Regions from separate parts of the Homo sapiens genome. Here region 1 is linked to region 2. A link is an interaction called in ENCODE POLR2A ChIA-PET data of the cell type or tissue named here. Cell type or tissue: Panc1. All regions are shown on one strand. Each heading gives the region's core, and the rest is flanking DNA. Links, peaks and the distances in the headings are about the cores only.

What was found. Peaks named below come from ENCODE experiments on the same cell type or tissue, not always from the same donor. Only the 100,000 strongest peaks of a DNase experiment are listed, where the experiment ranks them.
Region 1: POLR2A ChIA-PET joins it to region 2 with 12 read pairs; 2 of 35 experiments call an interaction of 5 or more read pairs at or near these places.

What each region holds. Positions count from the first base shown.
Region 1 is chr18:13,649,673-13,663,543 of GRCh38, reverse strand. LDLRAD4 (low density lipoprotein receptor class A domain containing 4) reads right to left here. Exons shown (of 7, transcript NM_001378100.1): 7 at 10,793-13,871. It overlaps FAM210A (family with sequence similarity 210 member A), which reads left to right. Exons shown (of 4, transcript NM_152352.4): 4 at 1-197. Among named protein-coding and RNA genes, the nearest start is that of MIR4526, 45 kb to the right of the region's middle. RefSeq lists an enhancer at 13,485-13,871. In Panc1, for the core only: no CTCF peak of the experiment used is centred there; no DNase peak of the experiment used is centred there; H3K27ac peaks cover 389 bases.
Region 2 is chr18:13,769,801-13,786,093 of GRCh38, reverse strand. No RefSeq gene overlaps it. Among named protein-coding and RNA genes, the nearest start is that of MC5R, 46 kb to the left of the region's middle. RefSeq lists an enhancer at 10,547-11,046. In Panc1, for the core only: no CTCF peak of the experiment used is centred there; no DNase peak of the experiment used is centred there.

The DNA of each region.
Region 1 (13,871 bases), core at 2,267-7,266, 120 kb after region 2:
GATTAGGTGAGAGACTTAGTTTATTCAGGAATAAGAGCAAAACCAACCACATCAAAAAATGTATTTCACTGAGACAGCCTTTTGTACATACAGCAGGGTGCTGTTTACAGATTTCAAGAAAGGAGAAAAAGAATGCTTATACTGAGATTACCTACCTCCCAGTAGTGAAAATAATAAATTTATCCCTTGAAATATAATCGTGTGTTTATTTGTCACAGAATCTACACTTACTTACAAATGCTTTATGCTCAGGATGAAATGGAGATACTGGCTCTCTTGTTTCAGTGATCTTAGATGATAATTCCAGGAATTTTAAAGATATATATATATATATATATTTTTTTTTTTTTTTTTTTTTTTTTTTTTGAGACAGAGTCTCGCTCTGTCGCCCAGGCTGGAGTGCAGTGATAACGATCTCGGCTCACTGCAAGCTCCACCTCCCAGGTTCACGCCATTCTCCTGCCTCAGCCTCCCGAGTAGCTGGGACTACAGGCACCCGCGACCATGCCCGGCTAATTTTTTGTGTTTTTAGTAGAGACGGTTTCACCGTGTTAGCCAGGATGGTCTCGATCTCCTGACCTCGTGATCCGCCCGCCTCGGCCTCCCAAAGTGCTGGGATTACAGGCATGAGCCACCGCGCCTGGCCTTAAAGATCTTAATAGTATGCGCAGAAAGATGTTTGAAGAAAAGAAGGAAATTGTATATTTGACACACTGAGCTTCTTTCTGTGTTCTTAGTGTTGGGTTTGGGTCATTCAGGATTTCTTAACCAATTCAGACATGAATCAGGCTGCTGTAGAAGATAGTAATTACAATGGAATGGACAGAAGATGATTTTTAGCCAATGAGGCAAAAAAAGTCATCTTTCCTGCTTTTTCTGAAATGATATGTTGAGAAGATGTTTTTGTGAGATACACATTTCTGAATTAAAGGATTCCTTCTGAAAATATAACTTGTTAGGTAATGTGGACATATTTTTTCTGTTGGCCAAAGTTCATTTTTTGAAATGGGGGCCTTCATTTATTTTTTATTTTCAAAATTGAGTTTCTATAAGGCCTAAAATAAAATAGATTAAATGTCACCAAAGTTGTTTGTACCTGTTTAAATATCTTTTTTGCAAGCCACTTACATTTTTTGGTACTGAAAGCTCACTACTCAATTGTCCTTATGAGCATGGAGGTGTCTCAGTGTGTCTGATCATACTGGCCCAGATGCCTGAGTGGCACATGTGCACTCAGAGAAGTGGGAGCCTCTTTGCTGCCTGCCTTGGAATTCAACCACCTGAGCCAGAAATCTATAGAACCAGAGGTGGGGAATTTTACCTATTCATTTTGCAGATGTTAACATTGTTCTCTTTTGGATCATTTGTATGTTATGTAGTATTAAGTTAGTACTAAATGAGATTGCAGAACGTACTGCATCATGTTCCCTGAGGACAATGGGAGTCAAGACCTCATTCTTCCTTTCTGGACTTGAATGGTCTGGGGGACCACACCTCCTTCCCAGAATTCATCTGCAATCATGAATTTTGGCCTGACCTTCTGGTTCTTGAAACATCTTTCCCCTGCATTTGGCGCTTGTAACTTGTCTTTGAGAAATGCTGAGTCAGGCCAATTGATGATATTTTCCCTCTAGAATTTTTCCTTTGTGACTTTTGTGTCAAGTTTGTTCATTTTAAGTAGTCAAAACAAGCTTTTAATTGTCTTGCTTCTTCAGGGTTAGGCTTTGAAAATCAAGCTGTATTCTTCTTTATGCATCATTGACAGTCACCAACAATAATAATTACAGATCATAATTATCTTGTGGCAATTATGATAAGAATTATTTTCTTAGTAGAAAGAATGCATCCTGATTTCAGAAACCTCCAGGGCAGTGTATAACATGAAGCCTGTTCTTTGTTCCGGTGACTTGATTGGACAGTCATAGTGGAGAGATGCACAGGCCGCCAGAGGCATTCTCAGAGTATCAAGTCTCTACAGATGAAGGGCGCTTGTGGAGAAGCATGTTTCAGTGCGTTTTCTCTGGGACAACATGCCCCATAAGAAAAGTTGAATACAATTAAACACGTCCTGCCTGCAGCCAAAGCAGATTTTCACTGTCCTTGAAAGTGAGGATTGAACACAACCTCCCTTCCCTCTCCCTCCCTCTGTCCAGCTTCTTCTCTTTTGGATTTTGAACAATGTAAATGTTAGAAAAACTTTGAAGTGAGAAAGAAAAAGACAAATTTGCCCTGAGCATGTCAGGTACACGTTCTGCTTGACGCTTCTGTGTGGGCCTCCCTGTTGCAGTCTCTAGGGGAGGATAGGCACACTGTCTCCAGAAAGAGGACAGTGAACTTCCAGCTGCATTTGACTGATACTAGGCCATTTTTAGTTCTTAGAGAAACAACATTAAAACCTAAACTTCATCCTTTTTATTTTGATAAAACGAACTTCCCCTCATTTTTTAATCAAATACATGGCAAAGGTCAGCCTTATCCTCTATTTTGATAGTTCCGTAAAGGCTATTCTAAGCATGTGATAAGAAATGATGGCAATTCTGGATCTTCTGTTATACCAATTAGATGTTTAACTCTAAAACCTGTGATTTTTTTTTTTAATGAACACATGGCATTTTCTCATACACGTGTATTTCAGCCTTACCGTCTGTGCTCCTCTTTGTACAAGATTTGTGACTTTATAATGGCTGAAGCATATTTTGACTAGTGTGTATTTTATTCCATTTGAGTCAGTATTTTCTTTGGACACTTAATATGGTGACTTAATTAGTGCAGTTGCTTTGCTTCTCTAAGAATAGTGGCGACTCTGGTTCTCTTATGATAAGGGTGCCAAAAGTCCTCACGTGCTCAGCTGCAGCCTGGAGCTGGAATTACAGGGCTTTGTTGCCATAGTGTTGCATCAACATGCACTTCTTATCCTCTCATTATTCAAGAAGATGCAGGATACAGTGGGTCGCAGTTTGCATTCCTCACTTCTTTTGGTCCCGAAATAAAAGTCTCATATTCCAACAAAAAGTTGAGAATATTATTGAACAAATATGTCCACAAAACCTAATGCAATTTTTGTTGAGAAACATTCATTAATTGCATTTCAAACACATTTTAGATTAATAGTTTTTTGCAACATAAACCCTACGCCTATAGAACCAATGAATTTGACATTTCATGGGTCACATTAGAACCAATATTTTTAGTTGAAGAAAGAAATACAAAAGAATTGGATTTAAAATTGGGATCTCAACTTCCAGTTTAGTGCTTTCCTTTGGTGCCAATTATTCAGGTAAGAGGCCAGGCTTTGGGGCTTCTGAAATCCCTTGTATTTTTGGAGACAGAAGCTCAAGTCAATTTATTATAAATATTCCTTTCCTTCCTCCTCTGCTGGTGCTTTCATCTTCTTTGCCTTTCAGCTTCTTTTAGATCTCTTTTCATCTTTTTGTCCTTAAAGTGATAGGATGGGACGATAGTCACTTCTGTGACCTCAGTTTCTGACTGCAGGAAGGAAACGTGTATTTATTAAAATTTCTCATGCTCCAGCTTCATTTTCTCCTTCACCTGGGATGGACTATGAGATGGGAGACTTATGTGAGCCAGTTCAGTGATGTCTGTCACTTTCTGGGTGGGCTTGGTGTTGGCAAAGCCATTAGGTAGCTATTTCCATATATAAATTACATATATATATATATATATATATATATATATATATATATTTTTTTTTTTTTTTTTTTTTTGAGATGGAGTCTTGCTCTGTCGCCCAGGCTGGAGTGTAGTGGTGCGATCTCAGCTCACTGCAACCTCCGCCTCCCAGGTTCAAGCAGTTCTCTGCCTCAGCCTCCCAAGTAGCTGGGATTACAGGTGCCTGCCATCGTGCCTGGCTAATTTTTGTATTTTTAGTAAAGACGGGGTTTCACCATCTTGGTCAGGCTGGTCTTGAACTCCTGACCTCGTGATCCACCCGCCTCAGCCTCCCAAAGTGCTGGGATTACAGGTGTGAGCCACTGCACCCAGCCCCTTTCTTTTTTTTTTTAATTATTTATTTTTTTAGAGACAGGATCTGGCTCTCTTGCCCAGGCCGGAGCACAGTGGCAGGATCGTAACTCACTGCAACCTCAAATTCCTGGGCTCAAACAGTCCTCCCACCCCAGCCTCCCAAGTAGCTAGGATTACAGGTGCACACCACCAAGCACAGCTAATTTCAGTTTTGTTGTTTGTTTCTTTGCTCGCTTTTTGTAGAGCCGGGGGGGTCTCACTAGGTTGCCCAGGCTGGTCTTGAACTCCTGGCCTCAAGCAATCCTCCCACCTTGGCCTCCCTAAGATTACAGGTGTGAACCCCTGTGCTCGGCCACTATTTTGAAACATCCAAATCCGTACTAGAAGGCAAGTAATGGCAACAGTTATTAAATCTAGTTTCTTTGCGTCTAAGTTTAAATATTTCACACATCCAAGGAGGATTTGACCTCAGGAAATTCCCCATTGCCCCGTTGGTACAAACTGAGTTTGCTGTTTCCTGCTTTGCTGCTGTGAGGAGGGTCAGACAGTGGTCATAGCTTCTGATCCTGTACTTGTGGCATACTTGGAGCCAGCTCAGATTGGAATTTTCCATTTAATTGCTACCAATCACTGGAACATCTGAAGTGATCAGAAGCTGCCATTTGTGGAAAATTTTAGTGTTGAGTAGTTCAGATTAAGAACTGTTAGTTTTCACCAAAATATAGAGGTTGGCCTCTGAATTCCATGAAAATTACCAACCTTAAAACCTGTACTGTATTATATGCTTAAAAATGTGGTAAGAGGGTAGCTCTCATGTTAAGTATTTTTACCACAATAAAATGCAAATCAAACAAAAACCCTGGCCCCTCATACACTGTGTGGGCAGTTCTGCACTGCAGTGCCTGCTACACAGCCAGTCTGTGCCCTCCGCAGTGTCTGTGAGCGGTGTTTGGTGTCTCATGCACCTGATGGGCTTAGAATTGCTGTGTGGCATTTGCCTTTGTCACTCATGGTGGTTAAACAGCAAGTGTGGTGAGAACCCTGTAGAAGCGGTGGCCCCTCCATCAGGCTGCTGAGGACCCAGCAGGTTGAGGCACCCTGCCTCTCCCATCGCCGGTTCTCCTTGGCTGGAACCCTTGCAGAGGGAGACCAGCAGATGGTGAAAGAAGTATCAGAGCAAGAGACAGGAGGAAAGTGTTCTGGGGTTTACAGTGGCGTTGTCAGTAAGGCACAAGGCTAAGTGCTTGCACATATCATTCCTGAAGGAGGTGGGTCGGCCAGTGTCAGCAGAGGGAACGCAGAAGGAGAAGGCCCGTCAACAGGAGAGGCTGCCCGAGGACCCTGGGTGCATCCAGGGCTGCTTCAGGACTGAGCTAGGCAAGTGGAGAGAATGGTGAGTGACAGTGTCCAGATCCACGTGTGCTTTCCCTGAATCCTTCAGACAAGGAAAGCCAGAGGAAAGGAGGAAGGGCAGGAGAGGGTGTGGGGGAAGCAAGGCAAGAAGCCAAATGATTTTGAACCATTTATTCTCCCTAGGTCCTTCTGGGTTTTCACATTTTGTTACAAAGGCTATAATAAACACCGCCCCCACTGCAGAGTGCTTCATTAAAACAACTGTATAACTAAAGTAATGAAGTAGAAGAAACAGATGTAATTTATTTATTTTTAATTTTATTTTTTTGAGATGGAGGTTTTTTTTTTTTTTTTTTTTTTTTTTTTTTTGCAGTTGCAAGATTTAATAGAGTGAAAACAGAGCTCCCATACAAACAGAGGGGACCCAAAGCGGGTAGCCATTGCCGGCTTGAATGCCTGGGTTTATATCCTGATCATTGTCCCTCCCTCGTGCTCTCAGGCGATAGATGATTGGCTATTTCTTTACCTCCTGTTTTAGCCTAATTAGCATTTTAGTGAGCTGTCTTTACTCCCTGATTGGTCGGGTGTGAGCTAAGTTGCAAGCCCCGTGTTTAAAGGTGGATGCCGTCACCTTCCCAGCTAGGCTTAGGGATTTTCTTAGTCAGCCTAGGAAATCCAGCTAGTCCTGTCTCTCAGTCCCCACTCTCAACAGGAAAACCCAAGTGCTGTTGGGGAGGTTGGCCAATGACCACTCTAACTGCTTCCTGCTGAATTGGGGCATAGTAGGGGTCGTGCAGTTGAGAGTTCCTCAGGAGGGGTGCCTTTGATGTCATCAACATCGGAGCATGGGCTAGCAGGCCGGTCCAGGGGTCCACAGTGAATCTTAGTCATGGACTGCATCTGGGGCTCCATTTGAAGAACTATTTGTAGTTTTACAGCTTCGATTCTGGAAGAGACAAACTTAACAAGGAGGTTAAAGATACAGGGATTGAAATGTATAGCCTGCAGTGCAGGGGATTATGTTTTTGGCACACTTCACAGGCCCTGACTATCTGCTTGATATTTTTGAAAAAGCTTGGTCCAGTAAATAATAATTTGGCCATCTGATGGGTGTTATCAATGCCTAAGTGAAAGGTTTGGTGAAGGGTTTTAAGTAATTTCCATTGGTTAGCTGCAGGCAAAAGTATTTTTCCTTCGGTGGCTAGCCATCCTGAGGGGAGGAAACTATGTCCTCGTGAGGTTCCCCATTCTATTTCTCCTGCTGAGTACTGGGGCTTGGTTTCCCAGAGGGGATTACCCCATACTAGAGGTCCTTCTATAAGCATTTCTAATGGAGGGTCCTGCCTTGCGGCTCTTTTGGCTTCAATATCCGCTTGGTGGTTCCCTTCTATTTCTCTTTCCTTTCCCTTCTGATGACCCCAGCAGTGTAAGACTGCCACCTCTTTAGGTTTCTGTACAGCCAATAATAATCTCCTAATGGCTTTCTGATGATTGATAGGTGTTCCCTCAGAAGTTAGGAATGCCCTTTTTGAGATGGAGTTTCACTCTTGTTGCCCAGGCTGGAGTGCAATGGCACCATCTCGGCTCACTGCAAACTCTGCCTCCCGGGTTCAAGTGATGCTTCTGCCTCAGCCTCCCGAGTAGCTGGGCTTACAGGCGCCCGCCACCATGCCTGGCTAATTTTTGTATTTTTTGTAGAGACAGGGTTTCACCATGTTGGCCAGGCTGATCTCAAACTCATGGAAAGGAAGTTCTGGGCCCAGTGACTTGGTCTTTGCCTTGTCACTCGGTGCTCTAAGCCCCTGTGGTACTCATTGCTGGGCATAAAATCAGCACCTGTTTATTTCACTGGGATGTTTTTTTGTTTGTTGGTTGGTTGGTTTTGAGATGGAGTCTCCTCTGTTGCCCAGGCTGGAGTGCAATGGCATGATCTCGGCTCACTGCAACCTCCATTTCCCGGGTTCAAGCGATTCTCGTGCCTCAGCCTCCTGAGTAGTTGGGATTACAGGTACCTGCCATCATGCCCGGCTAAGTTTTATATTTTTGTAGAGATGGGGTTTCACCATGTTGGCCAGGGTGGTCTCAAACTCCTGACCTCAGGTGATCTGCCCCCCTCGGCCTCCCAGAGTGCTGTGATTATTTCATTGAGATTTTAAGCTGCAGCCATTTAGTGTGGAGGGCATTCCAAAGGCGAAGGGCATTTACAAATCTGTTGTATTCAGGCAAAAAATTTTTAAATTAAATCTCGAACATGAAAGTTGTTTGTTTTGTTTTGTTTTTTTGAAACGGAGTCTTGCTCTGTCACTGAGGCTGGAGTGCAGTGGCATGATCTCAGCTCACTGCAAGCTCCACCTCCCGGGTTCAAGTGATTCTCCTGCCTCAGCCTCCCAAGTAGCTGGGACTACAGGCGCGTGCCACCACATCCGGCTAACTTTTTGTATTTTTAGTAGAGACGGGGCTTCACCGTGTTAGCCAGGATGGTCTCGATCTCCTAACCTCGTGATCCGCCAGCCTTGGCCTCCCAAAGTGCTGGGATTACAGGCGTGAGCCGCCACGCCCAGCCTAGAACAAGAAAGTTTTAGCGATAACAGCCATGGTTCACGAGGAGCCCCACATGTCAGGCCCTACGGCGTGCACATTCCTTGGGTCTTCACAACTGTCCTGCCAGGTAAGTATCGCTGTTGCTGTTCTATAGATGAGACTTTAAAACCTGTCAGGGACATTAATTAATTTGAGATGAAGCTAATATTCGGACCACCCAGGTCTATTAAGATTCAAAGCCTGTGCTGCCCTTTAACTGTAAGCGGGAAATATTCAAGGAGCCAGATCACCTGGGAATCCCATGCCAAATACAGCGCCTCACCTACTGCCCTGAAGCCCTGGCCCCCGGGCCCGCGTGGAGTGGCCCCCGGGCCTGCGTGGAGTGGCTTGCTCTAGGTGCTGGTGTAGGTTGCCAGAACGTTTTGTGCTTATAGATGACTGGTAACAGTGGAGACAAATACAACTCTGTAAATGAAAATGGCTTCGTAAGCAGGGAAAGTGATATAAGAGCCGCTATATACAGCTGCAGTTTTTTTTTTAGAATAATAAAAAAAAATGTATGTGCTTACTAGTAAGTCCTTTAGAAAGTATTTTTAGTCACCACTCTGCTATGTTCAAAAACTGAGCTTTTGCACTTCTGATTTTTTTAGCATGAAAGGGTAAAGTTGGGTGAATGAGGTTTGCATTATTAAGGCAAAAGCTAGAGTCTTGACAGAAACATGACATTAAGACTTTTGGGAAGCTGTTTTAAAATGTGTGTTTGAATTAGAATCCATTCAAACAAAACATCAAGGCAGTGTAGTGAAGGAAATCTAATTAGAATGTTCTCAGCAACAGACTCATATGCTGTGCACATGTCATCATGGGAGAGCAGAATAGGGGCTTTATTCCATGGCCCACTCTGGGTGGGTCTCTGGAAGGTTCCAAGGGATTATTTCAAGCATGCCTTTCTGGCAGTCCCCCTGGCCGTGGGGAGAGGGCAACCAGGTGAGTGTGTGGCCAGGTGGATTCTGCTCAGCTGTTGACACTTCTGTTTGCAAAACAAATGACTAAAATAAGTGGGTGAAAGAAAGCCAGGAATTGCTTAGCTTCAGAAGTTGGAGGGGTTTGGGAACAGTCAGGTGGCACTGAAGTACAATGGAGAACCCAAATTCACGAGCTTTGGAGCATTAAGGAGGCCCAGGGCAGGGTGGTGTCGAGACCATCGTCAAGGAGGGGGTTCAGACAGAAGGCAGTGGTGTGGGCATTGGACATAGCGCTTGCCCTCTCTCCCTGCCATCATCCCCTCCAACCCCGCCCGTTCTGTCTGTCGCTTGGTTTGCACTGTCTCCGAGGCATCTGAGCCGAGTGCTTCTTGGCTCCCACGCTTCAGCTCCAGCCAGAGCGGGCGGTTCCTTTGTGCACCAGCAGTTTCCAAGCACTTCCAAGCCTTTGTTTTTCTGTCTCAGGTATTTTGCTGAAGCCTTCTGAGCTTGCTCAGTCCACAGCCAGGGTGGCTGGGAAGATGAACCTGTAAGGGCACTCCTCAGCAGTGGGCAGATGAGATGTCCCAGCCTCCTGTCCTTCAGAGGCACAGCCTGCATGGTTTCTCGAGTGTGGCTGAACCCCTTGGCCCGTAGTGGGAACCAGCTCAGCATACCTTTTGTATTTTCTCTCTCCTCTCTCATTTGCCTGTTTCCTCTGCTAACAGTTCCCACATCCTTGGCTCTGAGACAGCTTCTAAAGTGACAGCTGGTACAGCCTCCCAGGGACAGTGGGGGAGAGAGGAGCCCTGTGTCTCCGTTGTGAGAAGCCAGTCCCAGGTTTTACTGGATTTGCTGCTTATGGTCTGCATAAGCAGGGATCCCAAGCCTGGATTCCCCTCATTCCTTCTGTGCAGAGCTGTCTGCAGGAACAAAGTTTGCATAGTTGTTAGCGTTAGCAAATTTGGGGGGTATCTTTAATATTTCTCTAATGGTTTGCTAAATTCAGAGATTACAGAATTTATTCCAGAGTGTGGTGTGGTTAATTAGTGACTATTTGCTGTTTGACAGGAAAGAAACTTTCCTATTGCTCTATTCCTTCTTATAGCTCTCTTCAAATCCCCTTTCCAAAATAATCTTAAAGAAAGAATTTAATTCAGAATCGAAAATGGATGTACCATTAGAATTTAGGGCCCATACCAGAATTTGGGGCCCATACCATTTTGAATGGTATTTTCAAAATTTCAGTTTCCATTTGCTAATTATAAGTACATAGAAATGCAAAAATAAATTGCATATCCTGCAACCATGCTAAATCCACTTTAGTAGTTTGGTAGATCGTGTGGGGTTTTATGCACACACAGTCATCATCTGTGAACCCATATTCTTATTTAGAGCATAGAGATAATACTATTCTAGTCTCTCGGTGTAGGAAATTTAGAGCCTCTCTGTTGTTACATTATCACTGACTGGAGACCTCCAATGCCAAGGAGTTTAAAACACACACTGAGGGGGTCTGTTCCATTGTGGAATAGTTGTCATTGTTAGGAATCTTGTTCATATTTTGGGCTGAGCATTTCGGTTTTGTGTGACAGCCACCCAAAGACTTTTTGAGGCATCTAGAAAGTCCTCCCTGGGCGCCTCAGGTGGGGTGAGCAGTTTCTCTGGGGACTCCTTGCATGAGGGGACCTGATGACTGTCTGAATGACCTGTGTAGAACCCAGCATTGGGAAACGAATCATGATCTGACCAGAATTGCTTCTAGTAGAATATGAAGTAGTGATTTTTTTGAAAAGTCAGAGTGACTACAAGCTGAGTGGGAAGTTTAGCTAGGGAGCCACAGGAAGTATTTCTTTGAGACAGGTCTTAAAACACACAGCATTTTCCCCATGCATGTGCCTTGTTGCTGAAAGACAAAGAAAAACAAAACAAAAACCCAAGGGACAAATGTATGCCGCTGATTATTTTTAATGATTTTGTGCTATGGTTTGACCACAGCATTAAGAACAAGCAGAAAAATCTGATTTCATAACTAACAAACAGCACTTAGAGCAACATCTTTCTTTAAAAGTATTGCAATTACAGACCTTAGGTCTAAGAACTACACCATTGCTCAGGTAAAAGAGGCAGATACGTGACAGGTGGAAATCTTTTTCTGTATATAACTGGGAATTATGTTGAAAAGTAAGCACGAATGTTTGTTAAAAAAGACTTTAATGACTTTTGATTATCATAGCTCACAAACAACTATTGAAAAGTTCAAATACAGTTGTACTTTTTTAGTAGATTGCTTTATAATAAAAATTAAACGAACTAAATGCTGTGAATAGTATTGTACATATTTTAAAATAGCCTTAAACTAGACAAGTATACAATTAGCATGATTTTTGAAAGCTATGAAATGAAAAATAGCAACATACCAACAAGCACATTAAAATGAACCAGTATCATTAACAGTAAAGTTTAAGCCTCAATTCGTCCTGTAGAAAGGAAGCAATGATGTGGTAACAAATTTTAGTACCTCTGAGTCTAGAACATTCTCATGCTCAACAGTTCTCCCACAAGGTTGAACCTGGGGGGTGGGAGCTTTGTTTCTGACAACAGTGAGCCTCAGTTCTTAATGATGAATCCCAAGGGGTGCACCCTACAGTATACGATGGAAACAACACGTGGGTCTAGACACGCAGGATCCACAACAACAAAAGTGTCAACTTTTTACGGCCCTTTCAAACAGATACTAAAAGGGCTGACTTTTTTAATCCATTCAGCATTAAGGGTTGCATTGTAGAGTCAATTTCAGTTTAAAGATAATCTGTCATTTGTTTCCTGGATGTTAGGGGTATGATTATAGAATCTGACATTTTCAAAGTCAGAACATACACCATGGAGCAAATAAAAACTTTGGAATTTATTAGACTCTACTCTGGTGGCAGAATAAGCTGATAATATGGGTCAGATGGGCAAAATTCCACGAACTGCTCTTATGGACAACACTCGAAAGGATGCCCACACCCAAGATTCAACCGTGGTTTTAGTGAACATGGTGTTATAAACTTTTCTTGTTCTTTTGTTTTAAAATTAGGGTATTTGAAGATAAATGCAGAGGTCACAATCAGACACTAAAAACTAAGCCGGAAGAGAGATGTAACAATATACAATCCAAAACGTAATTTCTAACTGATGGCAAAACCGAGTTTGCTTTTTGGGTCCGTATTATGATGGGACATGAATGGGAATGGATGAGAGGTCCTTCACTTGGCTGGCTGACAGCCAAGTCTCTTCTAGTGCTAACCCATAACTAAACACATTTTCTAAGAACAGGGTCTTCTTGTAAGTGTATTTGTTTTTCCTGAGGTATTCTTTCCCTACAATCTCTACTGTTACTTCATTGGCTCCACAGCTTCAGTTTGTAAAAGAAAAAGGCACAGAGAGACTTGGACACAGACGGTCACAGATGCCTCTGGAGCTGAACAAAGTCTTCTGCTGCAGGCTGATTTACTTATTCCTCTGACACAGTTTCTGCAACAACAAAAATGTGCACTTTTCACTGTTGCCTGACACCTTCGTGATGCTACAGCAGGAGATAGATGCAGGAGATTATAAAGCAAGTTGAAAAACAACATTTTTCTGACTCAAATATAACTAACACTGGTCCAGCTGAGCATTACTAAAATGATTAAAATAAGAAGCGTCTAGTGGCAACCAAAAAGCTGTGGGATTTTTTAAAAAGTATTTTCTTTAAAGTGTTTTCACAGCAAAGATGCAACTTTCCATTGCTATATATACGCTGGTCATAAACTGTTGCTTGTTTGTTCACACTTCTTTCTCTTGTGTTATAATATTGATATTTAATAGGAAAATAAACTACATAGACTTTAATCTGTATGCATCCATTTGCAAATTTCCTTACAAAAGAGGACAAAGCACATAGGCATTCACAAATTCTATGCCATTTCTGTTAAAATTGGTATCATCTATACATTATATTACAGTATTAACAACTTTTTGTTCTACCCATTGGGTAGGATATGTGCATAATATATTCAACTTATATACAGCACCTTACAAATAAAAACATAAGAAAAGACAGACAACTGAAAAAAGCACCATTTTAAGTGAGGCACAACAAAGGTGGGAGCATCAAGTGCAGGAGGGGGCGGCTTGGTTCCTATATCTGCTGAACTCAGAACATGAGGCACCTTAGTTGCTGAAAAACTGACATGCAGATCTCTGACATGATAGGGGTATATCTACATATATATAATGTGCACGGATAGTGTATATATAATCTCTATAGCTCTAACCCTCTCCCGCATTACACAAAAACAAGGACACGCAGAGGGAAGAAAGAAAAGGATGAAGGAAGACATTGCTTTCTTAGCAAGACATTCCTACACTCAGACAGCAGCTTCCTAATGCATCCAGTTCGAGAAGCAGCAGCAGCAGCAGCAGCAGCAAATGACTGTCTGACCCTGGCAGTAACATAAACTTGAACTCTGCAAAGGACACAGCGTGCCGGGTAATAAAGAATGCTGAAATATTGGTTCCTAAAAAATGTAGACCACTGCAAGGCTAAGAGTGCTTTCCATTGTCTGTTCACATCTCTGTGATCTGTAGCGGTGCTGGCAGCTGGCGGTGGTGGAAATGGCGAACGGTAAGCCACGCAGCTGCTGAGAACTAGCATTTAGGATCTGGGCTGGAAGCAACATTTTTAAATTTGTGACTTTCCTCGCACCAAGAAGGGGAAGTTCTCCCTTTGCCCACCTGTCATTCAATTGTCCTTTCACCTCAGTAGGCCAAGCACGCGGCATTCTTGGTCAGTGTGAGCAGGAGAGCAAAGGGCAGGCTGTGGAGCATGTTCGTGGCATGAAGGCTTGGCTCCAAGCACTGGCTTTAATCACTTAAGCAAGCAACACAAAAGTTAACAGAAACCAAGTATCTTTCCCAGTTTTTTCTTTCATACACTGCCGAGCTTTGGAAAATTTTTAAAAAATGAATGGTACACAAAGTTAATGTTGCCATTCTAAGTAG
Region 2 (16,293 bases), core at 4,794-9,793:
ACATGTACCCTAAAACTTAAAGTACAATAATTAAAAAAAAAGAAAATATGGTATATATACACTGTGGAATACTATGCAGCCATAAAAAATGAAATCTTGTCCTTTGCAACAACATGGATGCAACTGGGAGCCATTACCCTAAGAGAATTAATGCAGAAACAGAAAACCAAATATTGCATGTTCTCGCTTATAAGTGGGACCTAAACCTTGGGTACACACAGACATAAAGATGGGAACAGTAGAGACTGAGGATTCCAAAAGTAGGGAGGGAGGGAGGGCCAGGGCAAGGACTGAAAAACTACCTATTTGGTACAACGTTCACTATCCGGGTGAGTCCTATGATTGCCTCAGTTTTATTGCTTAGAGAGTTCCCAGGATATGGCACAGAGCTGGGAACACAGGCAGCCTCCTTGAGTTGAGGAGCAGAGTTGGAAGTTCAGGGAGGCAGGCTGCTAGTTGGGCTAGCCAGCTAGCCAGGAGTCAGGCAGAGCTGGGAGTCAGAGTGGCTGGAGCACTTCCAGGCACCCCACCAGAGAGGAGACTGCTGCACGGAGAGAGAACTGTGGGGGTTTTTTTGTTATTGTTTTTATTTGTGTATTGATTTTTATTATTGTAGGCTGTCTCTGTGCCAAGGATTAGCTTGAGGTGTAAACTTAAAGATTTCTTAGGTATTTTCTGAGTCTGTGCCTTTCCCTGGGCATGTGAGATTACTCCTGGTGCTTCCTACTCCATTGTCTTCACAGAATCCTCTCTGTTGCATATTCTTCTTTGACTTTTCTCCTCTTGCTCTTCTTTAATAGTAGTTTGCAACTCCTGTTATCTGCAAAATATTCCCCTTCACCTTTTTCAATTACTTGCAGTTGTCACCCTCCTCACCCCCACCCAGCTCCAGACAACCATTAATGTACTCTTTCCTCTATAGCAGGAGTCTGCAAACTACTGTCATGGGCCAAATCCAGTCTGTGGCCTGTTTTTATGAATATAATTGATGCTTGAACAATGTAGGGGTTAGGGACATCAACTCCATGCACAGTCAAAAATCCACATATAACTTGACTCCATAACTACTAATAACCTACTGTTGACTGGAAGCCTTACTAATAAAATAAATAGTTGATTAACATACACTTTGCACGTTATATGTATTATCTATTATATTCTTAAATAAAGTAAGCTAGAGAAAACATTATAAAGAAAATCATGAAGAAGAGAAAGTATATTTACTATTCATAATAGTATGGACTATCACAAATAAGTGGAAGTGGACTATCATAAAAGTCTTTATCCTTGTCATCTTCATATTGAGTAGGCTGAGGAGGAGGAAGTGGAGGGGTTGATCTTGCTGTCTCAGGAGTAGCAGAGGTGAAAGAAAATTCATGTATAAGTAGACCCACACAGCTCAAACTTGTGTTGTTCAAGGATCAACTGTAGTTTTACGGAGACACAGTTCTGCCCATTCATTTACATATATGTTGTGGCTGCTTTCTCCTGAAAAATGCAGAATTGAATAGTTGTAAGAGAGCTTTGTTTTATGGCCAACAGAACCTAAAATATTTACTGTATTGCCCTTTATGCCAAATGTTTGTTGATATCTGCTCTGTAGACTTGTCTTTCTGGACATTTCCTGTACATAGAATCATATAATATGTAATGTTTCAAATCCAACTTTTTTCATTTAGCATGTTTTTGAGGTTCACCCGTGGATAACAAGTTAGCTCCTTCTTATTATTTAATGATATTCCATTATAAGGATATATCATATTTTGTTTATCTATTCACCACGTGATGGACATGTGCATTTAGCTGTCGTGAATAATGCTTTTAGCTGTTATGATTCCTAAACAAGTCTTTGTGTGGACATATGTTCTCATTTTCTTTGGGTAGATATCCAGGAGTGGAATTGCTGGGTCATATGGTAAATTTATGTTTAACATTTTAAGAAAATGTTAAACTGCTTTCCAAAGTGGTGGCTGTGCCATTCTACATTCCCATCAGCAGTGTATGACAGCTCCTTTTTATTTTTCTTCTTCTTTTTTCTTTTTTGAGACGAAGTCTTGCCCTATCACCTGTCACCCGGGCTGGAGTGCAATGGTGCGATCTGGGATCACTGCAACCTCTGCCTCCGGGGTTCAAATGATTCTCCTGCCTCAGCCTCCCGAGTAGCTGGGATTACAGATGCCCGCCACCATGCTCAGCTATTTTTTGTATTTTTAGTAGAGACAGGATTTCACCATGTTGGCCAGGCTGGTCTCGACCTCCTGACCTCGTGGTCCTCCAGCCTCAGCCTCCCAAAGTGCAGGGATTACAGGCTTGACCACTGCACTCAGCCAAGAGCTCCTTTTTCTCTATATCTTCCCCAATACTTAGTACTGTCTATTTTGATTATGCCATTCTAACGGGTGAAAAGTGTTATTGTGTTGTGTTTTAATTTGAATCTCTGAATGATTAATGATGTTGACTATCTTTTCCTGTGCTTTTTGCCATTCATATCTTTTGTGAAATGTCTATTCAAATATTTTGGCTATTTGTAAACAAGACTGTTTGCCTTATTATTGAGTTGTAAAAGTTCTTTGTATATTCTGAATAGAAGACTTTTGTCATAAATATTATTTGCACATATTTTTTACCGTTATGTAGATTGTCTATTTATTTTCTTAATGACATTGTCTGATGCACAAAGTTTTAAATTTTGACAAAGTCCAATTTGTCAATTTTTTTGTAATGTATTCTTTTAGTGTCATATCCAAAATACCTTTGATTGACCCAAGGTCATGAAGATTTTTCTCTATGTTTTCTTCTAAAGATCCTATGGTTTCAGTTCCTAAACTAGGTTTTAAATCCATTTGGAATTAATTTTTGCATATAGTGTGAGGTAAGATTTAAAACTGTTTCATCATTATTTGTCAAAAAGACTATTCTTTCCCCATATGTGTTGGCACCTTTCTTGAAAATCAATGGACCTAAATATAAGGGTTTATTTTTGTACTCTACATTTCATTCTATTGATCTGGATGTCTATCTTTATTCCAATACCACACTCATTGTCTTATTTGGAATTATAGTAATTTTTTAAATCAAGAAGTATAAGTTCTTTCACTTTGTTCCTTTTATGAATTGTTTTGACTATGCTGGGTCATTTGCATTAATTTATAGAGTTTCAGATCTGGTTGTTAATTTCTGCAAAAAAAAAAAAAAAGCCTGCTGGAGTTTCTATGCGTATTATGTTGAATCCATAGATTAATTTGAGGAGAGCTGACATCTTAACAATACTGAGCATTCCAATCCACGAACATGAAATATCCCTCCACTTATTTAGATCTTTAATTCCCTCAGCAATACTTTTTATAGTTTCAGTGTACAAGCCTTACACTTTGTTACATTTATTCCTGCATTATTATTATTGTCGATTACATTTTTTCTCAGTTTCATCTTTAATTTGTTCATTGCTAAGACATAGAAATACAAATACTTTTGCATATTGATTTTGTATCATGTAACTTTGCTGAACTCACAGTTTTGTGAATTTCCAAGGATTATCTATACATATCTGATTTTCTTGCTTGATTACACTGGCTAAAACCTGCAGTACCATGTTAAATAGGAGTGATGAGATTGAGCATCCTTGCCTCGTTTCTTATTTTCTTTTATCTTTAGTTATAATGTTAGCTGTAGGTTTTTGTAGATGCTTTTATCAGATTAAAGAGGCTCCCTTCTATTCCAGTTTTACTGAGTGTCATCATGAAGGGATGTTGGATTTTGTAAAAATGCTTCATCTATTGAGATGATTATGTGGTTTTATCTTTCATTCTATTAGTACAGTGCAATATATTACTTTTCAGATATTAAGTCACCTTTGCACTATGGAATAAATTCCACTTGATCATGGTGTACAATTCTTTGTATATGCTGCCGCATTCTGCTTGTTAGTGATTTGTTGAGGATCTGTGCATCTACATTTGTAAGAAATATTTGTCCGTAGGTTTTTAAAAAATAATGCCCTTTTTTTGCCTCTGATATGCAAATACTATCTTCATAGAATGAGATGGGAATTGTTCCCTTCTCCTTTCTATTCTGGAAGAGTTTATAAAGGGTTAGTATTATTTCTCTAAATGTGAGAGAAATCACCAGTGAAACCATCTGGGCCTGGGCTTTTTTGGTGAGATTTTAAGGCACTGATTACCTTTTTTTACTAGTCAGATTTTCTCATTCTTCTTGAGTCATTTTTAGTATTTTGAGTGTATTTTTATCTTTGGAGAAATTAGTCTATTCCATCTAAGTTGTCCAATTTGTTGACCTAAATATGTTCATGTTATTCCACTATAGTCCCTTAATTTTTATAAATTTGATAGTGAAGTCCTCTCATTTCTCATTTTACTAATTTGTCTTTTTTTCTTGATCAGTCTAGCTAAAGATCTGTCAGTTTTGTTGAATTTTTTAAAAAACTAATTTTTAATTTCACCAACTTTCTCTATTGCTTCTCTGTTATCTATTTCATTGATTTTTCACTCTAATCTTTATTATTTGCTTCTTTCTTCTTGTCTTGAGTTTAGTTTTTTTTCCCAGTTACTGAGTGAAAGCTTAGTTTATTGATGTGACATCCGTATTTTCTAATATGTATTTGTAGCTATAAATTTCCCTCTAAGTACTGCTATCATTGCATCCCATGTGTCTTGATGTGTTTTTTCCATTCCACTTAATATATTTTGTGATTTCTCTCTTGGTCCATGAAAATAAAAGTGTATTAATTTCCAAATATTTGTGGATTTCCCAAATTTTCTTCTTTTATAAATTTCTGTTGTGGTAGAAAAATATTGTATATGATTTTAATACTTTAAAATTTATTGACATTTGAATTTCTTTGATAGTGATGTTGAGCATTTGTTCATATACCTGGTGGCCAGTTGTATGTCTTCTTTTGAGAAATGTCTATGCGTATCCTTTGCCCACTTTTTTTTTGAGATGGAGTCTTGCTCTGTTGCCAGGCTGGAGTTCAGTGACATGATCTGAGGTCACTGCAACCTCTGCCTCCTGGGTTCAAGCGATTCTCCTGCCTCAGCCTCCTGAGTAGCTGGGACTACAGGTGCCCGCCACCAAGCCCGGCTAATTTTTTGTATTTTTAGTACAGATGGGGCTTCACCATGTTAGCCAGAATGGTCTCGATCTCCTGACCTCGTGATCCACCCGCCTCAGCCTCCCAAAGTGCTGGGATTACAGGCATAAGCCACCGCACCCGGCCCCTCTGCCCACTTTTTAATGGAATTCCTGTTGAGTTTCTTGTATATTCTGGATATTAGTATTCTGTTGAATGAACAGTTTGCAAATATTTTCTCCCATTCAACAAATTGTCTCTTACTCTGTTATTTCTTTTTGTGTGCAGAAGCTTTTTAGTTTAATTAAGTCCCATTTGTCTATTTTTGTTTTTGTTGCCTGTGCTTTTGAGGTCTTAGTCATAAATTCTTTGCGTAGACCAATGTCCAAAAGAGTTTTTCCTAGGTTTTAGTATTTTTAAAGTTCCAGTTATTACATTTAAGTTTTTAATCCATCTTGAGCTGACTTTTGTATATGATGAGAGATAAGGGTCCAGCGCCATTCTTCTGCAACTGGCTCTCCAATTTTCTCAGCACCGTATTGAAGAGGGTGCCCTTTCCCCAATGTAAGTTCTTGTTGGCTTTGTTGAAGATGAGTTGGCTGTAAATATGTGGCTTTATTTCTCAGTTCTCCATTCTGATCCATTGGTCAATGTATCTATTTTTATACCAATATCCTGCTGCTTTGGTTACCAAAAACATAGAATGGATGATTACATTCATATCTCATAAACCCCTTGTGGCTTTCCATTGACTTCAGAAAAATATCCAGACTTTTTCCACCACCTACAGGGTCTTACATTACCTGGTCCCTGCCTATCTCTATGCATCCATTATATAACACTCATCACTTTACTCAATTAACTCAAATAACTTACTCTCATTTTCTGAAATTGCAGTCTTATTCTTGACTTAAGCTTTTGCATTTGCTATTCTCCTAGACTGGGGCATTCTTGCCTTATATGATTATTCGGGTCTGAGCTCAAATGCTACCTCTTGAGATCTTCTCCAACAATCAAACCTATTTTCTTTCTTTCTTCCCTCCCTCCCTCCCTCCCTTCCTTCCTTCCTTTCTCTCTTTCTTTCTTTCTTTTTTTCTTTTTCCCAAGATGGAGTCTTGCTCTGTTGCCCACAGCTGGAGTGCAGTGGTGCAATCTTGGCTCACTGCAACCTCCACCTCCCCAGTTCAAGCAATTCTCCTGCCTCAGACTCCTGAGTACCTGGGATTACAGATGCGCACCACCACGCCCAGCTAATTTTTGTATTTTTAGTAGAGACAGGGTTTCACCATGTTGGCCAGGCTGATCTCAAACTTCTGACCTCGTCATCCACCTGCCTGAGCCTCCCAAAGTGCTGGGATTACAGGCATGAGCCACCGCGCCCAGCTTCAAACCTGTTTTCTACTCCGCCTCCACTAAGTCTTTTTTATCAAATCATTCTGATGACTTTCTTTATGCATTGTCACTATCTAAATTTACCAGTGGTCATTCTGTACCCTGGCCCACCTGCTGGGCTTGCCAGATAATAGCTGTTTTCATGAGTCCACGGAAGAAATTTATTGTTTTCATCATTCGTCTACTCAGGGTGGCACTCTCAATTTCTGATGGTTATTTTATTACTGCCCTCTCTATTTTATGTACTGTCTCCTTCTGAAACTGCTCTGGTGTAGACTCTGGAGCTATTTCTATTTACGCCACCCCAACCTCCAACTACTTCAATGGAAACTGTAGTTTATATAGTATTCTGTCTCCTAGTTAAGCTGTATGTGTGAGCTATGGGTAATTTTTATTTACTCTTCTTGTTAGCCTATGTGGGGGATTTTTTTGTTTGTTTTTTGTTTTGTTCTTTTTTTTTTTTTTTTTTTTTTTTTTGAGACAGATTCTCACTCTGTCGCCCAGGCTGGAGTGCAATGGTGCAATCTTGGCTCACTGCAACCTCTGCCCCCCGGGTTCCAGCGATTCTCCTGCCTCAGCCTCCCAAGTAGCTGGGATTACAGGCACCCGCCACCATGCCTGGCTAATTTTTGTATTTTTAGTAGAGACAGGGTTTCACCATCTTGGCCAGGCTGGTCTTGAGCTCCTGACCTTGTGATCCACCAGCCTCAGCCTCCCAAAATGCTGGGATTACAGGAGTGACCCACTGCACCTGGCCACCTGTGTGTTTTTTAGAACATATGTGGACAGATTGAAATTGCCATTAATTCTACAGGTTATGCCATTAACTTTAAAAATATATGTTAAGTTAATGGCATAACCTGTAAAATATATTTTAAAAATTAAAAGTTAAATATATTTTAATATATATTTTGTACCCAAACCAAAAACTGTATCATTTCAAATGATATTTAACAAATTATACTAATATTTTCATGATTTAAAATAAAGGCATTTGACTTAGTAAATGAAAAAAACTAGAAAAAAATATCCTTCTATATATGAAAGACATTATAAACAACATTTATAGGACTTTAATATGTTGATCTAAATTAAACATACATAACTTAAAATTATATTCTATCATATAAGAAATTTGAAAGACTATATACAGTCATCCCTTAGTAAACATGGGAGATTGGTTCTAGGACTTCTCAAGTATACCAAAATCCCTGCATACTCAAGTCCCGGAGTTAACTCTGTAGAACCTGTGTACATGAAAAGTCAGCCCTTTGTATATGTGGGTTTCACATCTCGTGAATACTGTATTTTCAATCCATGTTTGGTTGAAAAAAATCTGCAGAAAAGTGGATCCTCACAGTTCAAACCTGTGTTGTTCAAAATATTTCTGTTTAAGTTTTCTAAAAAAGAAAAATCTGGAAAAGTTCTAATACCATTCAGCCAATACAGTGTAAAATTAATTATCTGTCATGTACAGTAAAATTCCAGAATGAAGACTTAATGTAAATAACAATAATTATTCTTGGAATGCCTCTTTGATAAATCATGAGTAGTTCACCAAGAGATCTCAATATCTGGTGCTAAATTTAAATCCATGTTCATCCATCTGATGCTTTAAGTGTTCACTTTCAAATGCTCCCTAGTAAAGGTGCAAGACTGTATAATTTCTAAAGGTTTCTTGGAGTTCAGATGACCATAAATACATAGTCAATACACACAATATAGTGAGGTTAGGAAATTTGGGTTTGTATTCTCACAAGTCTGGATGGAAGTTCAGCATCAACACTCATTCATTGAGTTTGGGCCATTTAGCTCCATTCAACTTTGTTTTCTTCATCAGCATCATTAAAAAAATAATAATAGGCTGGGCATGGTGGCTCACACCTGTAATCCCAGCACTTTGGGAGGCTGAGGCGGGTGGATCATGAAGTCAGGAGATCGAGACCATCCTGGCTAGCACGGTGAAACCCCATCTCTACTAAAAATACAAAAAAAGAAAAAAAAAATTAGCCAGGCGTGGTGGCGGGCACCTGTAGTCCCAGCTACTCAGGAGGCTGAGGCAGGAGAATGGCGTGAACCCGAGAGGCGGAGCTTGCAGTGAGCCAAGATCACGCCACTGCACTCTAGCCTGGGGGACAGAGCAAGACTCCGTCTCAAAAAGAAAAAGAAAAAATAATAATAATTATAATACAGCATTTATTTTGTATTAATGCTGGCAAGAGTTAAAAGATGATGTAATTAATGGTATCTGCTTTAAAATATTAGCTATCACTATTATCATCACATAATGGAAAAGGCCTGACACAGTGGCTTATGGTTGTAATCCCAGTGCTTTCAACTGCTGAGGTGGGAGCATAGCTTGAGGCCAGAAGTTTGCAACATGCCTGGACAACATAGCAAGACCCCTGTCTATACAAAAAATTTTTTGAATTAGCTAGGTGTGATGGCATGTGCCTGTAGTCCTAGCTATTTGGGAGGCTAAGGCAAGAGGATTGCTTGAGCTGAGAAATTCAAGACTGCAGTGATCTATGACCGTACCACTGTGCTCCAGCCTAGGCGACAGAGCAAGACCTTATCTCTTAAAAAAAAAAAAAATAGTGAAAACATTTACCATGTGATTAAAAGTGATATATTCGCTTTTGTGAGAAGAGCAATGTATTTGCATATAGTGGTAACTTCATTTTATTACCAGTTTAGGAGAAGTAATACATGCCAAAAAGAAAGAAAGAAAAAAATCTTGGGAAAAAACTCTTAAAAATTCTATTCAATTTACTGGTATGATTGGATTGCCATTGCTGGAAAAATTAATAGTTATAAATAATATGAAAAGTTGTCTGGAGAAAAGCTGCCAGGCATGGTGGCTCACACCTGTAATCCCAGCACTTTGGGAGGCTGAGGTGGGCAGATCACCTGAGGTCGGAAGTTCAATACCAGCCTGGCCATGGTGAATCCTCGTCTCTACTAAAAATACAAAAAATTAGCCAGGCGCGGTGGTGCGTGCCTGTAATTCCAGCTACTCAGGAGGCTGAGGCAGGAGAATCACTTGAACCTGGGAGGCAGAGGGTGCAGTGAGCTGAGATCATGTCATTGCACTCCAGCCTGGGCAACAAGAGTGAAACTCCGTCTTGAAGAAAAAAAAGAGTTACAAGCCAGGCTGTGACATTTCTGCCTTTACAATTCTTTCTGCAGGCTTATTACCTCCTGACATCTAACCTTTATGTAAGTGGCCAATTGCTCTTTGCTGACTACTCCCCGAGTGTTTGCTTTTACAAAGTAAATTGTATCCCACTGATAAGGGTGGTAGGAAATCTACCTTTAAATCTGAGAAGCCATGGTTGATAAGGGAAAGTGATATAGTTTGGATATTTGCCCTACCCAAATCTCATGTTGAATTGTAATCCCCAGTGTTGGAGATGGGGCCTGATGAGTGGTGACTGGATCATAAGAGCAGATCCCTCATGAATGGCTTGGGCCATCCCTTTGGTGATAAGTGAGCTCTCGTTTCTAAGTTCACATAAGATCTGGTAGTTTAAAAGTGTGGGGCACCTCCCCACCACTATCTCTCTCTTGCTCTTGCTTTTGCCATATGATGTGCCAACTCGCACTTTGCCTTCTGCCATGATTGAAAGCTCCCTGAGGTTTCCCCAGAAGCTGAGCAGATACCATTGCCATGATTTCTGTACAGTCTGCATAACTGTGAGCCAATTAAACCTCTTTTAAAATAAATTGCCCAGTCTCAGGTATTTATAGCAATTCAAGAAAGGCCTAACATAAAAAATTGGTACCAAGGAGTGGGGCATTGCTATAAGATACCTTAAAATGTGGAAGTGACTCTGGAACTAGGTACAGGGCAGAAGTTGGAAGAGTTTGGAGGGCTCAGGAAGGTGAGGGAAAGTTTTCAACTTCTTAGAGACTGGTAAAATGGTTGTGACCAAAATGCTGATAGTGATATGAACAGTGAACTCCAGGCTGACAAGGTCTCATATGGAAATGGGAAATTTACTGGGAACTGGAGAAAAGGTCGTGCATGTTAGGCCTTAGCGAAGAACCTGCCTGCACTGCATTCATGCCTTAAGGATCTGTGGAAGTTTGAACTTCAAAATGACGATTTAGGGTATCCATTGGAAGGAATTTCTCAGAGAGAGAGAGCAATTTCTGAGAGAGAGGAATTCAAGCAGATTGTGGAGCAACGACTTGCTAGAGAAATTTGCATTACTAAAAGGGAGTAAAGTGCTAATAGCCAAGAAAATAAGGAAAAGGCCTTAATGGCATTTCAGAGACCTTGGCAGCAGCACCCCCCATCACAAACCCTGAGGCCTAGGAGGGCTGAATGGTTTCATGGGCCAGAGCCAGGTCATTGCTGTACTGTGAAATCTCAGGACACTGCTACCTGCATCCAGGCGACTGCAGCTCCAGTAAGGGCTTAAAGGGGCCAGTTCAGGCTGCCACTTTGGAGAATGCAAGCCATAAGCCTTTATGGCTTTCATGTGGTGTTAAGCCTGCGGGTGCACAGAATGTGAGAGTGAATGAGGCTTGGCAGCCTCCACCTAGATTTCAGAGGATGTATCAAAAAGCCTAGGTGTCCGGGCAGAAGCCTGCTGCAAGGGCAGAACTATCACAGAGAACCTCTACTAGGGCAGTGACAAGGGAAAATGTGGGATTAGAGTCCCACACTGAGATTCCACTGGGTACTGCCTAATGGAGCTGTCAGAAGGGGGCCACCACCCTCCAGACCCAAGAATCATAGATGCACCAGCAATTTGCACTCTGTGCCTGGAAAAGTCACAGGCACTCAACTCCTGACTGTGAGAGCAGCTGGGAGAGTTGCACCCTGCAAAGCCACAGGGACAGAGCTGTCCAAGGCCTGTGGAACCGGTGTGGTTTGGTCTGTGTCCCCACCCAAACCTCGTCTTGAATTGTAATCCCAACATGTCAAGGGAGGGACCTGGTGGGAGGTGACTGGGTCATGGGGGTAGTTTCCCCCTTGCTGTTCTCATCATAGTAAGTGAGTTCTCACAAGATCTGATGGCTTAAAAGTGTTTGGCAGTTCCCCCTTACGCTGTCTCTCTTGCCACTAAGTAAGATATACCTTGCTTTCCCTTCACCTTCTGCCATGATTGTAAGTTTCCTGAGGTCTCTCCGGCCATGCAGAACTGTGAGTCAATTAAAGCTCTTTTGTTTATAAATCACCCAGTCTTAGGTAGTAGGTTTATAGCAGTGTAAGAAATGGACTAATACAGGAGCCCACCTCTTGCACCAGTGTGCCCTGGATGTAGGATATGGAGTCAAAGGAGATGACTTTGGAGCTTTGTGATTTAATGACTGCCCTGCTTGGTTTCAGACTTGTGTGGGGCTTGTAGCCCCATTTCTTTTGGCCAGATCTTCCCTTTTAGAACAGGAATGTTTATGCAATGCCTATACTCCCATTGTAAATAGCTTGTTTTTTATTTTACAGGCTCACTGTTGGAAGGAACTTGCTTTGTCCAAGATGAGACGTTGAACTTTGGAATTTTCAGTTAATGCTGCAGTAAGTTAAGACTTGGGGGGACTATTGGGAAGGCATAATTTTATTTTGCAATGTGAGAAGGACATGATGTTTGGGAGAGGTCAGGTGCAGAATGACAGTTTGGATATTTGTTCCTGCCCTAATCTCACGTTGAGTTGTAATCCCCAATGCTGGAGATGGAGCCTGGTGGGAGGTGTTTAGATTACGGAGGCTGATTCCTCATTACTAGTTTGGGTCATCCCCTTGGTGATAAGTGAGCTCTCCCTCTGATTTCACATGAGATGCAATTGTTTAAAAATGTGGGTCACTTCTCCCTTCACCAACTCTTTCTCATTTGCTCCTGCTGTCATTATGTGATGTGCCTGCTCCCACTTCACCCTCTACCATGATTTAAAGTTCCCTGAGGCTTCCTGAGAAGCCAAGAAGACACCATTGCCATGCTTACCATACAGCTTGAAGAACTGTGAGCCAATTAAAACTCTGTTCTTTATCAATTACCCAGTCTTGAGTATTTTTTTATAGCCATACAAGAATGGCCTTATAAAGAAAGTATGTCTAAATTTCCTAAGTACCTATGGATTTGTGCCTCAAGAGGCTGCTTCAGTCCTGCTTGTTCATGTGTTGTTAGGAAGCTTAGAATGCCTCATTTAAGTGGTTACATTTAAGGTGAAAAGAGGAATAAATTACTCTTAGTTGTCTGGTTAAAACTGCAGAGGCAGTTGAATGATGCGTTTGGTGGGTGGCAGCAAATGCATATCAAGATTGCCCTGTCTATAAGCTGATTCTAAAATCATGAAGGAAATGCAAAGAACCAAGAAACAGATATGGAGGCCTTACACAATATACTATCAAGATTGATTATAAAAACATAATAATTAAGACAGTATGCTACTGGTGTAAGAAGAAACAAGCTGATCAGTGAACATAATGGAGTCCAGAAATATACTCACACATATATGATCACCTTACACATGACAAAGGTAAAACTGGTATAGCAAGGAAGGGATGATTTTTCTCAACAAATGGTGCTGGTCTGTTCTGATGTTGCTTGGAGAAAAAAAATGATGCTGGGCCAACTGGAAATTCATAAGGAAAAACTTTTAGCTTAAACCCTACCTCACACTATCAACAAAAATCAATTCAGTAAGATTTCATATTTAAATATTTAAAACAAGAGTTTAGAAGAAAACATAGAGGGCTAGGCACGGTGGTCACGCCTGTAATCCCAGCATTTTGGGAGGCCGAGGTGGGCGGATCACAAAGTCAGGAGATCGAGACCATCCTGGCTAACACGGGGAAACCCCATCTCTACTAAAAATCCAAAAAATTACTGGGTGTGGTGGCATGCGCCTGTAGTCCCAGTTACTCGGGAGGCTGAGGCAGGAGAATCGCTTGAACCTGGGAAGTGGAGGTTGCAGTGAGCCAAGATCATGTCACTGCACTCCAGCGTGGGTGACAGAGCGAGACACTGTCTAAAAATAGTAATAATAAAAAAAATGAAAAAAAAGAAGAAAATACAGAACATTTCATGACCTTGGAGCAGACAAACATTTAAGCAAAATATGCTTACTATAAAGAACATCGGTAAATGTACTACCTTAAAATTAAGAGCTTTTTTCCTTAAACATATTCTCACAACACAATATATTCAACAAAGGAACTGTACACAGAACACAAAAATATATTTTAAAAAATTAACATGTCAGTATAAAAAAGACAAGCAACCCTCAGCCTCCTAAAGTGAGCAAGAGTTTGAACAGCTATTTCACACCAGGACAAAAACCAATAATCACCTGAAAAGTGCACAACCTCATTAATAATCAGTGAAATGAAAACTAATGCCATAAGGTACCACTACATGCCTACCAGAATAACATGAAAGACTGACACCACTAAGTTTGCTGAAGATGTTGGACAATTGGAACTTTGGAAAGTTGTTTGGCAGTATTCATTAAAAATGAACATGATGTATGTACTATGACCCTGCAATTCCATTCTTAATCTATCTAATGTTGCTATAAAAGAATATCTGAGGCTAGGTAATTTGTAAAGAAAAGAGGTTTATTTGGCTCATGGTTCTGCAGTCTGTACAAGATGCATGGTACCAACATTTGCTCATTTTTTTATTCCAACTTTTATTTTAGGTTCAGGGCATACATGTACAGGTTATATGGGTAAATTCCAGGTCATGGGGTTTGGTGTACAGATTATTTTGTGAACCAGGTAATAAGCATAGTACCTGATAGGTAGGTTTGTTTGTTTTTTGATTTAAGAGTGGAGGTTTAGTAGGTGAAAGAAAAAGAAAAGAGAACAGCTCTCTCTCTTGCAAGAGAGAGGGGAGCCGGAATGGGACTTCCCTGATAGATAGGTTTTTTGAGCCTCCTCCCACTCCCAACCTTAAAGTAGGCCTTGGTATGTACTGTTCCTTTCTTTGTATTCATGTGTATTCAATGTTTAACTCCTGCTTAGAAGTGAGAACATGTTTTCTGTTCCTGTGTTAATTTGCTTAAGATAATGGCCTCCACCTCTATTCATGTTGCTGCAAAGCACGTGATTTCATTCTTTGTTATAACGGCATAGTATTCCATCGTGTATATGTACTACATTTTTCTTATCCAGTCCACCATTGATGGGCATTTAGGTTATTCCAAGTCTTTGCTATTATGGATAGTGTTATGATAAACATGCGCATGCATGTGTTTTTATGGTGAAACAATTTATATTTCTTTGGGCATATATCCAGTAATGGGATTGCTAGGTCAAATGGTAGTTCTTTGAGAAATCTCAAAACTGGTTTCCACAGTGGCTGGACTGATTTACATTCCCACCAACAGTGTATAAGTGCCCCCTTTTATCTGCAGCTTCATAACATCTTTTTTCTTTTTTAACTTTTTAACAAAAGTCATTCTGACTAGTGTGAAAATGATATATCATTGTGGTTTTGATTTGCATTTCTCTGATAACTGGTAATGATGAGCATTTTTTTATGTTTGCTGGCTTCTTGTATGTCTTCTTTTAAGAAGTGTCTGTTCGTGTCTTTTGCCCATTTTTTAATGGGGTTGTTTGGTTTTTGCCTGTTAATTGGTGTAAGTTCCTTATAGGCTCTGGATAATAGACTTTTGTTGGGTGCATATTTTGCAAATATTTTCTCTCATTCTGTAGGTTGTCTGTTCACTCTGTTGATAGTTTCATTCACTGCGCAGAAAGTTTTTTGTGTAGTTACCATTTGTCTTTTTTTTTTTTTTGTAATTGCTTTTGGCATCTTCATCATGAAATCTTTGCCAGGGCCTATGTCCAAAATGGTATTTCCCAGGTTTTCTTCTAGGGTTTTTGTAGGTTTGGGTTTCACATTGAAGACTTTAATCCATCTTCAGTGGATTTTTGCATATGGTGTGAGGAAGTGGTCTAGTTTCAATCTCCTGCATATGGCTAGCCAGTTATCCCAGCACTATTTATTGAATAGGGAGTCCTGTCCACATTGCTTGTTTTTGTTAAATTTGTTGAAGATCAGGTAGTTGTAGATGTGCAACTTTGCTTCTGGGTCCTCTGTTTTGTTCTATTGCTCTACGTGTCTGTTTTTGTACCAGCACCATGGTGTTTTGGTCACTGTAGCCTTCTAGTATAAAGTTGGGTAATGTGATGCCTCTAGCTTTGTTCTCTTTATGATTGCCTTGGCTGTTCAGGCTTTTTTGGTTCCATATGAATTTTAGAATACTTTTTTTTCTAATTCTGTAAAAAATGTCATTGGTCATTTGATAGGAATAGCACTGAACCTGTAAATTGCTTTGGGCAGTATGGCCCTTTTAACAGTGTTGATTTTTCCTCTCCATGAGCAAGGAATGTTTCTCCATTTGTGTTTTCTCTGATTTCTTTCAGCAGTGGTTTGTACTTCTCATTGTAGCTACCTTTCACCTTCCTGGTTAGCTGTATTTCCTAGGTATTTTAATTTTTTGTAGCTATTGTGAATGGGGTTATGTTACTGATTTAGCTCTCAGTGTGGATGTTGTTGGTGCACAGAAATGCTACTGATTTTTGTACATTGACTTTGTAAACTAAAACTTTGCTGAAGTTGCTTATCAGATCAAGCAACTTTTGGGCAAAGACTATGGGCTTTTCTAGGTATAAAATCACATCATCTGAAAACAGAGATAGTTTGACTTCCTTTTATATTTGGATCCCTTTTATTGCTTTCTCTTGCCTTATTTCTCTGGCTAGGACTTCCAGTACTATGTTGAATAAGGGTGGTGAGAGTGGACATCCTTGTCTTGTTCTGGTTCACTAGGGGAATGCTTCCAGCTTCTCCCTG